3 separate regions of the Homo sapiens genome follow, and regions 2 and 3 are each linked to region 1. A link is a contact called in ENCODE Hi-C or POLR2A ChIA-PET data. All regions are on one chromosome and are shown on one strand. The core of a region is the stretch at or near the end of the contact, and the rest is flanking DNA. Distances in the headings are between cores, read along the strand shown. Region 1 overlaps SFMBT2 (Scm like with four mbt domains 2). Region 2 overlaps SFMBT2 (Scm like with four mbt domains 2). Region 3 overlaps SFMBT2 (Scm like with four mbt domains 2).

The links. A loop is a pair of places that touch in the nucleus more often than their neighbours do. ChIA-PET counts read pairs that join two places held with the same protein, here RNA polymerase II (POLR2A). Pooled maps may share reads with other maps.
Region 2: a loop to region 1 is called in a pooled map, with 2.5 times the contacts of the local background. The contact joins two enhancer-like sites. A Hi-C loop is called at or near these places in 2 of 168 maps with a recorded cell type or tissue (both naive thymus-derived CD4-positive, alpha-beta T cell) and 9 of 50 pooled maps. POLR2A ChIA-PET finds 5 or more read pairs at or near these places in 2 of 52 experiments (activated CD4-positive, alpha-beta T cell and activated naive CD4-positive, alpha-beta T cell).
Region 3: a loop to region 1 is called in a map of naive thymus-derived CD4-positive, alpha-beta T cell, with 2.4 times the contacts of the local background. The contact joins two enhancer-like sites. A Hi-C loop is called at or near these places in 4 of 168 maps with a recorded cell type or tissue (CD8-positive, alpha-beta T cell, HCT116, heart left ventricle and 1 more), 1 of 37 single-sample maps with no recorded cell type and 6 of 50 pooled maps. POLR2A ChIA-PET finds 5 or more read pairs at or near these places in 8 of 52 experiments (A549, CD4-positive, alpha-beta T cell, CD8-positive, alpha-beta T cell and 5 more).

The regions. Positions count from the first base shown.
Region 1 is chr10:7,191,612-7,195,046 of GRCh38, reverse strand. The region is part of intron 15 of SFMBT2 (Scm like with four mbt domains 2); the gene reads left to right. Among named protein-coding and RNA genes, the nearest start is that of SNORD129, 6.5 kb to the right of the region's middle. Within about 2 kb of position 1,811, at least 6 of the 41 ENCODE cell types and tissues checked have a DNase peak (open chromatin) inside an H3K27ac peak, as active enhancers do.
Region 2 is chr10:7,232,231-7,235,665 of GRCh38, reverse strand. All of the region lies in intron 9 of SFMBT2 (Scm like with four mbt domains 2), which reads left to right. Among named protein-coding and RNA genes, the nearest start is that of SNORD129, 47 kb to the right of the region's middle. Within about 2 kb of position 1,890, at least 2 of the 41 ENCODE cell types and tissues checked have a DNase peak (open chromatin) inside an H3K27ac peak, as active enhancers do.
Region 3 is chr10:7,155,477-7,158,911 of GRCh38, reverse strand. SFMBT2 (Scm like with four mbt domains 2) reads left to right here. Exons shown (of 21, transcript NM_001387889.1): 21 at 1-288. Among named protein-coding and RNA genes, the nearest start is that of SNORD129, 30 kb to the left of the region's middle. Within about 2 kb of position 1,636, at least 2 of the 41 ENCODE cell types and tissues checked have a DNase peak (open chromatin) inside an H3K27ac peak, as active enhancers do.

The DNA of each region.
Region 1 (3,435 bases), core at 562-3,061:
CGGAGAGCTGATGGGCTTCTTCGAAGCTGCCTGCAAGCCTGTTTCACGTGACGTGTTCCGTTGTTGAAATGACACCTTCCCTTATCTGCCAGCTCTGTTAACACACAAGATGACCTTGGCTTCAGCCTGTCTTGAGGGGCTGGCTGTTTTACTTTACTAAATGATTTGTTTAAGTCAGAAGTGGTTATCCCTGATCAATTCTCCGATAAGTGCCAGCGGCCAAATTTAAAGCCGAGTCCAGAGCAGTTTTCTAATGACAAAACTAGTTTTTTGCTGATGTTTGAAAAATGCATGTGGCAGGAAGAAAGAAAAACAAAACAAAACAAAAAAGTAGGTGAGTGCTTCAGTTCTGTGAGTGCAAGAAAAATGTAAGTGCCACCAAGCTAATATTTACGCTAATGCTCCTCTTTCAGTACCAGAGCCTCTGTAGCTTCAAATTTCATTTTAGTTAAAGAGAACGAGGTAATGGAAGTAAAGACAGAGTGCATTGCTTTTCCTGGCCATCGGTGTTATTAGGAACTTGAACACTTTATGTGTAGGAGATGTGCAGTGAGAGCGGTTCACCCTGATCTGTTCTGCCAGAAATAGACGTCTCGGGGTGTGGATGCAGACATGGTCTTTGGCAAGGCTCAGTGCAGGCTGCAGAGTCCAGTTCTGGGTTCTGTCTGAGTGGGCCGCTTTATAAGAGAGGACGAAGTTTCTGGCAAAAGTGGTCTTTAATGCATGGCTCTACTCACTTGATGGGTGTTAGAGTTGAGTGGGGTTTGGCAGGACCACGAGCGTGTCTGGCCTCAATTCGAGGGGGTGCAGCGAGGGGAGGTAGGGGACCTGGGAGAAGCTGGAACCAGAGTCACTCAATGGTCCACTGAGGTCCAGACGTACCCCATAAGCAAACTCAGAACGAAGCAGGCCTTGGCGTGGAGGCACAGGCCCAGCTGGTGACCGCCCCTCACATGCTGGGCCTTTTACAGGATGCCCATGCCCAGTTGCATGGAGGGTGGAGTTGTTAGGCACAGGCAGTGGTGATGCTGTTTATCCTAAGTCACGTGTCCATGCTCAGTAGGGTCATTGTCCATTGGGAGCATCTTTTTCTATCCCAAATCCTTCTACCCCAACCTCTCCCGGAGTACCAGGGTCCCCAAAAGAGAGATAAACCATGATCTATGTCATATCAGGAGATTGCTCGCCTCCTATGACCAAAAGGGTCTTGTCGGCTGTTGCGTTCCTTTGCATTGCACGAGGTGTTCAGGAAATTTTTGCCTTGTAACTTACATACCATCTCATGAATCACCAGGCCTGTAGTCCTCACTTTATAGACAGTGTATCAGGCTAGTGTCTGTGTGTGAAAGAGAAAGCAAACCAGTGAGCCAGCCTGGGCACAAGAGGCCAACGGGGAGCGGAACATCTAATCTATTTACTCCTGTCCGTGGGTCCTGGAGTGACTGTTTCAGCTGCAGACACAGACCCATGATGAAGGTGAGAGCAGACCAGCCAAGCGCTCCTGGCAGAAACGACTCTGAAAACACGCACCTGGGTAGGGCGATGGAGCCTCTGCCTTCACAGGGACTCCACACATCATGGTGGGGGGACATTGTCCTTGGAGAAAATCCCAGGGTGGCTCTCAGAGACTTGGGGAGCCTTGTGGTTTTTCTTAGAATTTATTTGGCTTAAAATATCAGTATGTAAATGTCAGTGACAGTATCTAACTTCTGTTTTTCAGAAAAAAAGAGAAACATGCCTTTCATGTGGGCCATCTGTGGGCACCCCTTTGTGGGTTTTCCGCATGAGCTTCAGGGGTGCTGAGCAGGCAGGGGCTCTCCACTTGTGTTTGCTCGGCAGCAGACCTGGCCTGTCCTGTGTGCTGCTTTTTGGCAGTCCAGGTTCAGGAGCTTAAGAGAGGAACGTTTATAGAAAGGAAATCGATGAGCTGTAACCTTCTATAGAAAGGTAGAAATAGAACGCCTGATTTTCTGCTCTCTTTTTTCTTCTTTTGGTGCTTAAGAGTTCAGAGAAAGCCCCAGGAAGCCTGGCACCCAGGATGCTTTGCAATGAGGCGCTTCTCAGGGCTTGTTTTTTTGCTCCAGTGTAACTCTCCACCCCGTTTGCTGAGATGCTGGTGAGACCAGGGCACTCAGCTGAGGTCCAAAGACTGGGTGTGAAGGCGTAGACCAGCAGAATCAAAGAAGTAGTGCGGCACCCCTGAACCAGAATGCGGTGTGCCCCGGACCCCCGGCCCTGAGTCAGAGACGCCCCACTGCAAATAGTGATGTGACCTCCGACCCCCAAAGGGCTCAGGTGACTCTGGCTCCTGGTCACCTGCAGTTTGGGATCTTTCCAGTGGGACCTGGCGGTTTGGGATTTGGCCTCAGCTGTTATTTACGGTTTCGATTTCTGCCCCTGTGGCTGATGCATTAAGCGATTTCCCTCCGTGTTTTTGTTTGGGGTGTCTGGTTCTCACATCTGGGGAGTCTGTCATGTGCTGTTTGAATTTCCCCTTCATTGTGGAGCTCTGAGCATTTGTCCTGGGCTATCACTCACAACAACATGTACCTAAAAACTAGAAAGCTTTCTGGTCGGAATCCTGAAAGTCGGCTGCCCCAAGCAGCCTTCAGTGTTCATAGACTTGGTGGTAGGAGAAGAGCTTTCATTCTTCGAAGCAGTCGTAAGTTTATCGGTAACACCCAGGGGAGGAGGTGTTGAGGGAGTAGGAATGACGATCTCGTATTGAGGACTTTTCCATGTGATATTGGACAGAGGGAATGTCTTACCCAGCTGACCTCAGCGAAGTCAGTCCTCGGAATCAAAGACAGATGCAGACAGGCCTCTTGAAGATACTGTGCTGTGTTTTTGTTGCTGCTGTTTTCAATTTATGCTGAACATTAGTTAACCCACTAAGAATAATGTGCCAGGCTTACGGGTGGGTGTGAACTTGAACACACTCACATGGTCTGGGGTGCTGAGGGAAGGTTGGCAAAGGAAAAGTGCACATTTTTTTTTTTGCATGTCAGGCTTTTCTTTATTATTTTCTCATAGAGAAGACAAGATAAATTTGATGAACTTTCTTATCATAGCATAGGATAAGATTTTGTAGCAATGAAAAGCAATAGCAAATGATAACTCCTGAGCCTCCATTCATGTAGATTATATGGCATCAAATACTTGGAGTGAATTTATTGTTAATTTTTAGATGAACAGAATAATTTAATTTCAGAGCCCATATTGAAATTATTGAACTAATTCAAAAAATATCTATAGAGCACCTACTCTTGCCAGTTATGGTTGTATCTGCCATGGATACAGCAGCAAACAGAATGAAGTCCCTGATTTCCTGCTGCTTATGTCTTAGTGGGGGTGGATGGTGAACAAATAAGCCAATTACGGAATAATCCTATACTAATAATAAGACAAGTTATCCATGAGAGGCCAGAGAATGAA
Region 2 (3,435 bases), core at 641-3,140, 41 kb before region 1:
TTTGTGATGGATATGTTTGTGCAGGGTGTGTATGTGGGGTGTGTGTGTGTATCTAATATGTGATGTGTATGTGTGGTACGTCTGTGTGGTATGTGTCTGTATGTGTGTGCTGTGTGGTTGCGTGTGTGTGTGTGTGGTATGTAGTGTGTGGTGTGAGTGTGTGTGTTTGAAGTTGTGTTAAGGTGTTCAGATTCAGGATCATTAGACTGGCGGAAGCACTCTTTTTTCCTGATAAGGCATTTTGCATTAAAGTTCATTTCTCTGCCCTCCCTCAAGTTGGTTAGTTTCCTTATGTGGTTTGTGATTGTTGATTATGAACTAATTTCAGTGGTGGTTGTTATTTATGTGGCAGTTCCATGTGCCCTGGATTGAAGTCATCTCTATTTATTTGTTACTGTCTCTATCCATCCACTAGGAAATAAACTTCATAGGGTCAAGGGTATTTTTTTAATCTCTTTTGTTCACTGCTGCATCCCCAGCACCAAAAACAATGTCTGGTCCATGAGGGTGTCCCTGATTATTCAAGGAATGAGTGGCTGAATTTGATATTAATTTCTCAGTCTGTGTCCCACGGAATTGGAAAGCTGGACCCCACATCCGTGTGTGCCACTGGCCTGGGGAAGTGCATGATCTCCTTTTTTCTTCTTCAGAACCCCAGGTAGGTAGCCCATCTCTGCTGCCTCTCTGATCCAGTCAGCTTAGTTTGTCTGGTTCTATTTTCATAGACTGGGCTGCTGCCTGGGGCCAGCTGTAGATAGTAGCCTCGGGTCCTCCTGCTCATCTCCCTTGAACCAGGCTGTTGTCTGCCCTCTGTGAGCTGCTCACTGCTCAGCTCTGGCTTTCAGGGCTCTTTCAGGTTTTGGTTTTTTATTTTTTACTTTTTTTTTGGTGTCTGGAGATTTTCTTCTCTTTTGACTTGGGCTATGTAATTTTTCAAAATTATATTTCATCTGATATCTGTAGGGAGACTGTCAGATCGTCCCGCCCGGCTACTGGACTTGGAAGCAAGTCTCATTTCTAGCTTTCTGATTCATTCTTGAGCAAAACGGTCACTTTTGATTGAAAAGAGTTGGTATAGTAAAACTCTCTAGGTCATTTTTAATATCTGAAAATACTTCTGATTGTTGAAAACTAAGAAGAACCTTTTATGTTATCCTTAAATTCACTTCATTCTTCAGGATCTGTAAGATATTTTTGCCATTGACAGCTGATATTTATATGATGTTAGACCCCATCCTGGGCACATACCTGTGTCCCGTAACATTGTGTTTATAATTCAGAATAACATGTAGAACATTCCCTCAGCAGAGAAGTATATTAAGTGTCATACCATGACCAAGATGAAATACTTCTCAACATAATGTTTTAAAAGATAAGGAAGGCGGTAGGGCTAGTGCTTATATTATTGTCTTCTTTGTTTCTCTTCCTTATTTTCTGTTTGTTTGTTTGTTTTTTTCCTGCACTGTTCCATGAACGTAAAAACACAGAGTAATTCAATTGGGAATGAATGAAAGTGTCACTTTTAAAGACCAGTATCAAGGAAGGCTTGAAACTGAACATCACCCAAGACTGTGGAGGTAGCTAGAAGATTTCAAGAGGGAGGTTGTAGTTTTTTAGCAAACAGCATCGACAAGAACAAATGCTTTAGTCAGTCGCTGATGTTTGCTGTCCTGCCTGTAAGCCTGCAATGTACACAAACTCCTTTGTGAAACAGGTGGAGGCAATGTTGAGAAAGTTGTTTTCTGGAATAGACAGACTGGCTCCTGGGACAGGTTCTGCCAGCTGAGGTCTGTGCAATCTTGCCTCCCTGCCAGGGCCATGGGACATTCATCCCCTGAAGGGTTGCCACAGAGCCCCTGGCTTTAGTGGGTGTTCAAGGAATGTTGGTTGCCTCAAAAACAACAAAAACTTGGGCTTGAAAGGAGAAAGATCAGCTGTCAATTGGAAGAGTAAGGCATTGCAAAAATGCCCCGAAGTGCTGCTCTGTGAGTTGTGAAACTTTCTCAGAAAGGACTGAGAACCTGTTCTTAGAACTTAGGTTCTGTTGCATCAACATTTATGCACATATCTGGGTCCTGGTATTTGCTGACTTTGAAGATGATTGTATCACTTTTCCTTTCCAAGGGAGGTGGAACTGAAAACTAAATAAGCTTGCTATTTACACATGCTCTTCTAACATTTAATAGAGTAAACATTCTCTGGGGTGAGGAAGATCTCTCTATGGAGCTGTTTGCTCTGCAGTAGTGAGATCTTCAGAGCCTTCTTCCCTCACTCTCTGAGTGTCCCTCCATCCTTGCTTTTACCTCACTGTGTTATCGGTGTCAGGCTGTGTGTCTGTTACTCCCAGTAGTCGCTGGAGCCTGAGGATTTTGACACGTTACCAAATTGACATCTACAGTGGTTTTTTAAAGTTCCACTCCCACCACAAACACATAAAAACGCCTGCTTCCTAACAGCCTTTAGAATGGTGGATTCTTAGTGTTGTTTTTCATTCTGCCAGCCAGGTAGATAGCAAACATGGTATTCCTTTGCTATTTTTATTTTTTATTAAGATTGTATATGTATTTTTCGTAGCCACCCAGGATAGAAGAGGAGTTTTTATTCCTGCATGTCTCTTTTGTTAGAGAGAGAATTTTTTTCTGTAAACCCTTCTCCTACCCATCTTAAGCCTCCTGAAAAGGGCATATGGCTACCATGAGCATCTCAAGATGGTCCTGATTCACTTCCTCCAGGAACTGGATAAAGTCAGGATTCTACTGGCAAAGCTGGAGGAAGGCTGAGGGGAGGCAGTCATGGTGTATTTCATGTGCTGAGTGGACTCTGGATTGATCGACCAATGCCTTAATTACCATTTAAAATAGGGCAAAGATTCTGTGTTTTCAAATAATTTTTTATTAATGAAATAATTTTGTGATCATTATTAAAAACTTGGAAAAATACAAAGAGGTCAAAGAAGAAAGTAGCCAAGAGTCCCACCACCCAACAATTATTGTAATATTTATTATTAAGGTTTTTGTACATTTTCTCTGGTCTTCATCTTTGCATATTTTATATGAATCTAATAATTCTGTATATGTTTATAGCAGTCTTTTCATCTAAAGCCATAGCAGTTATTTTTTATGAATTTTTTAAAACTACGTGCCGTTTCATGCCTGTGTGGCATTCTACAGACTTGGAGAAGTCTCATCTCATTTTCTATTACTGCACAGAAGGTTATTTCATTTTTTTTCCTCCAGTGTTACCAGTCATAATGCCGTAAGTGTCTTCATGTATAACACCTTTTTCAGTTTTTAGGGTCATTTTTATGGGATAAGTTCCCAGAAGTGAAATGGTTGCGTCAAAGGGTAGGAGTTTTTTTTTAATGCCAAATAGTTTTTCCAAAGAATTGTCCATTTACACTGCCAATAATGATGTGTGCAAATAGAGCTGTTTTAT
Region 3 (3,435 bases), core at 387-2,886, 36 kb after region 1:
ACTGTTTTGCATTCTAGTTTGAATAGTTTGTATTGAAATTGGATTCCTATCTTGTGTATGTTTTTGGTGCGTAAAAGGGAAAAATTGGTGTCATTACTTTTGAAATTTGCAGGACGAAGGGCATGCTTTTGGTTTGCTGTAAGATTGTATTCTGTATATATGTTTTCATGTAAATAAATGAAAATCTATATCAGAGTTATATTTTAATTTTTATTCTAAATGAAAAAAACCCTTTTTACTTCAAAAAAATTGTAAGCCACATTGTTAATAAAGTAAAAATAAATTCTATGGTGGTGTTTGGGTCTTTGTGTTGAAGGTCATTCAATATTATCTTTAGCGTCTGCATTAGTTATTTTGTTCTGAATTTTTTGTTTTGTTTTTGCCACACACTAAAGCCTTATTTCTAGGTTGTTAACGACCACGGCTCTCAAAGTCCTGTGTGACCTCTCAGAGTCACCTCCTAGCTCCAGAATGGAACTTTCTGGTCGAGGAACTTGTGTTTATTCTTTTTAGTTGTTAAAACATTCTCGTGTATCCTCACACAACTACCTCTAGCCCTCCCACTTTCAATCATTTCCGTTATTCTGGGATTTCCTGATGCCTTAGTAGAAAGACTGCTTTATTACTATGAGAGCAATAATTAAATAACCACATTTACATTTATCATTTTTCTTTAAGTGTCACACATAGGTTTTAGGCAATGAAGTTGGGATAGGAAGAGAGACCTTTGCCATCCTACCCCATCTCTCGGATCTCTCGCAGGCAGAACCTGTCCCCTTCCTCTGTCACCACAGGTTCAGGTAGCGTCTCCTAGGGACAGGGTTAAGGGAGAAGGAAAGCATCTCCTAGGGACAGAGTTGAGGGAGAAGAGGAGAAAAAGCACTGAGGTAACGGAGGTGGAGGAGTGTTGAACGATTTCTTTTTTTCATACATCCCAGATGATTTCAAGTATCTTGCTTCACCTTGTTTTTTACTTTATTGCTTTCTTTTTAGAGACAGGCTCTCGCTCTGTCACCCCAGAGTGCAGTGGTGCAGTCATTTACTTCTCTTTAAATATTATTTTTGCTCTGATGGCAATCACATTCTACATATAGAAATTTTTCTTTTGTTTTAATTATGGAAACTTTTTTTTTGAGACAGGGTCTCACTGTCACCCAGGCTAGAGTACAGTGGCATGATCACGGCTCTCTGGAGCCTCAAACGCCTGGGCTTAGGTGATCCTCCCACCTTAGCCTCCTGAGTAGCTGGGACCACAGGCATGCCACCACATCTGGCTGGGAAACTTTTTTTAATAGGAAAAATGAGGCCTAAGAGGGCAAAATGGGAAACATATTGTTCATTTCCTCAAAATACACCGGAAGCAAATAGATAAAGGGTGAAATGGCTGAGTAAATAGGATGGTTGTACTTCAATTTTGCACCTGAAGATCTTTGAGAAGAGAAAGACCAAAGATATAAGAGAGTGGAAGCTGAACTCTGTTTTGCACCTCTAAATTGAATGAATCAAGGCAAGAAAGAAAATCTGTATTTCTTTTCATGTTACCACCGAAAACCTATTTTTAATTCTTCTGCTCTTTAGTGAGGCTGTTTGCTCAGTTCACTGGAAGTTACTTCCCCTTTGTCTTGGGGTTTGTGCTGTGACTATTTCAAGTCTGTGAAAGAGCATGATGCTTACTGGAGTTTCAAGGACTGTGTTTAAAGAAATGCCGTTTATGTCAATGTGACCTTGGGTGATTCCATGTGAAGACTGGACATATTATCAGTTTGGTGAAAATACAACATCAAAATAATAGATGGGATGCAAAGGTTTACTTGGGGATAGTTTCATCAAGAGGTTTTTATGTTGTCAGCCCAAGCCTGGGTTATAACACATTCCATTTAATGCAGTTCATTTGTTGTGTCAAAGTATGTTGTTTTGTGTTCTCTATAACTAATATGTCTAAATGGTGCATCATAGTAATAAGTAAAAAGGAAACTCTTCCTTTGTTATTCTGAAGTCCGATCAACACACAGTGACCACTACCACCATGTCTTCCCACCAACCCCAAAATTTCTTTTATCATAGGTATTGCCATCTTTTGCTTAGAATTTTTGGAATAGGAGATGTACATTGGCTAGGAGAAAGAGTACAAACGTTGCACTTTTTACTAGGTTCAAATACTCATTCTACTACGTGCAAGGTATGTTGTACAAAGCCTCAGTTTTCTTTTCTGTAAGAGGTGGATAGTGCTACTCCTACATGGTTGGTAGGAGGATTGGATGTTAGATAAACATTGTGTGATTCTAGGCAGAGTTAGCATGAGGTAGTGAACCAGATTCCCAGCATCACTGGGCACCATCAACTCCTGGGCCTTTGAGCACTTGCTCATTGGAACATCCTGGCTGCCACTACCATTGTCTCCTTCACATCCACCTTGGCAGAAACTTCAGCCACCAGTCCCAATCCAATTAAGTCATTGAGAGTTTGGGCCCTACCCACCAAACTTAGATTCAAATGAAGTACACACCATGGTGTGCAGGATTTGGCTTCCCCAACAGTCAACCAGAAGGGCTGCGTGACACCACTCTCAGGTAAAGCAGAATTTGTGTCCCAGGGTACCAGCTTGGATCAGTGAGAGATGGGAGGGAGCTAGCAGCAGTGTCCTTTCCCTTTCCCTGGATGATGTATTCTGAAAAATGGTAGTTTTGTTTAGCCTGACTAGAAACCTTGAGAGAGAAACCTTAAGCTGAGGTCAACTCTATAACGTACCACCTGGTATTTGCTTTCCAGCCCTACCTGCCTCAATGTCTATTTTCCCTTATTCCTGCTGCCTCGATGTTTCATTCCACAATAAAATATTAGCACATATGCTTTGCCTCAGACTTTGTTATCTTTGAAGCCCAGATAAGACAATTTGTGCAAGAAGCTTATAAAACAGCTTCTCAGCTAGGAGTTTGCAGTCAGATTGCCACCTCTCTGAAAGCAGTAGGGACCCTTTTGCTCTTGGTAAGTAGGGGATAATAATCCTGACACTCTGGCATCATAGTCACTAAAGCTTTTGCTTCTGGTTGAGTGCACAGCAGGTGGAAGGCATGGGTGTGGGAGATTAACTGGCCACTGCTTATAGTAGGGGCAATGATATTAATGAAGACATCTCTATGGTTTTTGCTTTTATTCTCTTGTTTAAGAAAACGTATCTATTCCTAGGACATAGACATATTCTCCTTTATTTTCTTTTAAAAGTTTATGTTTTGTTTTCCCCAAACTCTCTAGAATTTTCTTTGTGGCGGTACTACCAGTATTATCCAAAGTGGTTCAAGTGCAGTGGGTCACCCGTGTAATCTCAGCACTTTGGGAGGCCAAGGCAGGAGCATCACTTGAGCCCAGGCATTTGAGACTACAGTGAGACCACATCTCTACAAAAAAAAAAAAAAAAAAAAAAAAAAAAATGGAAAT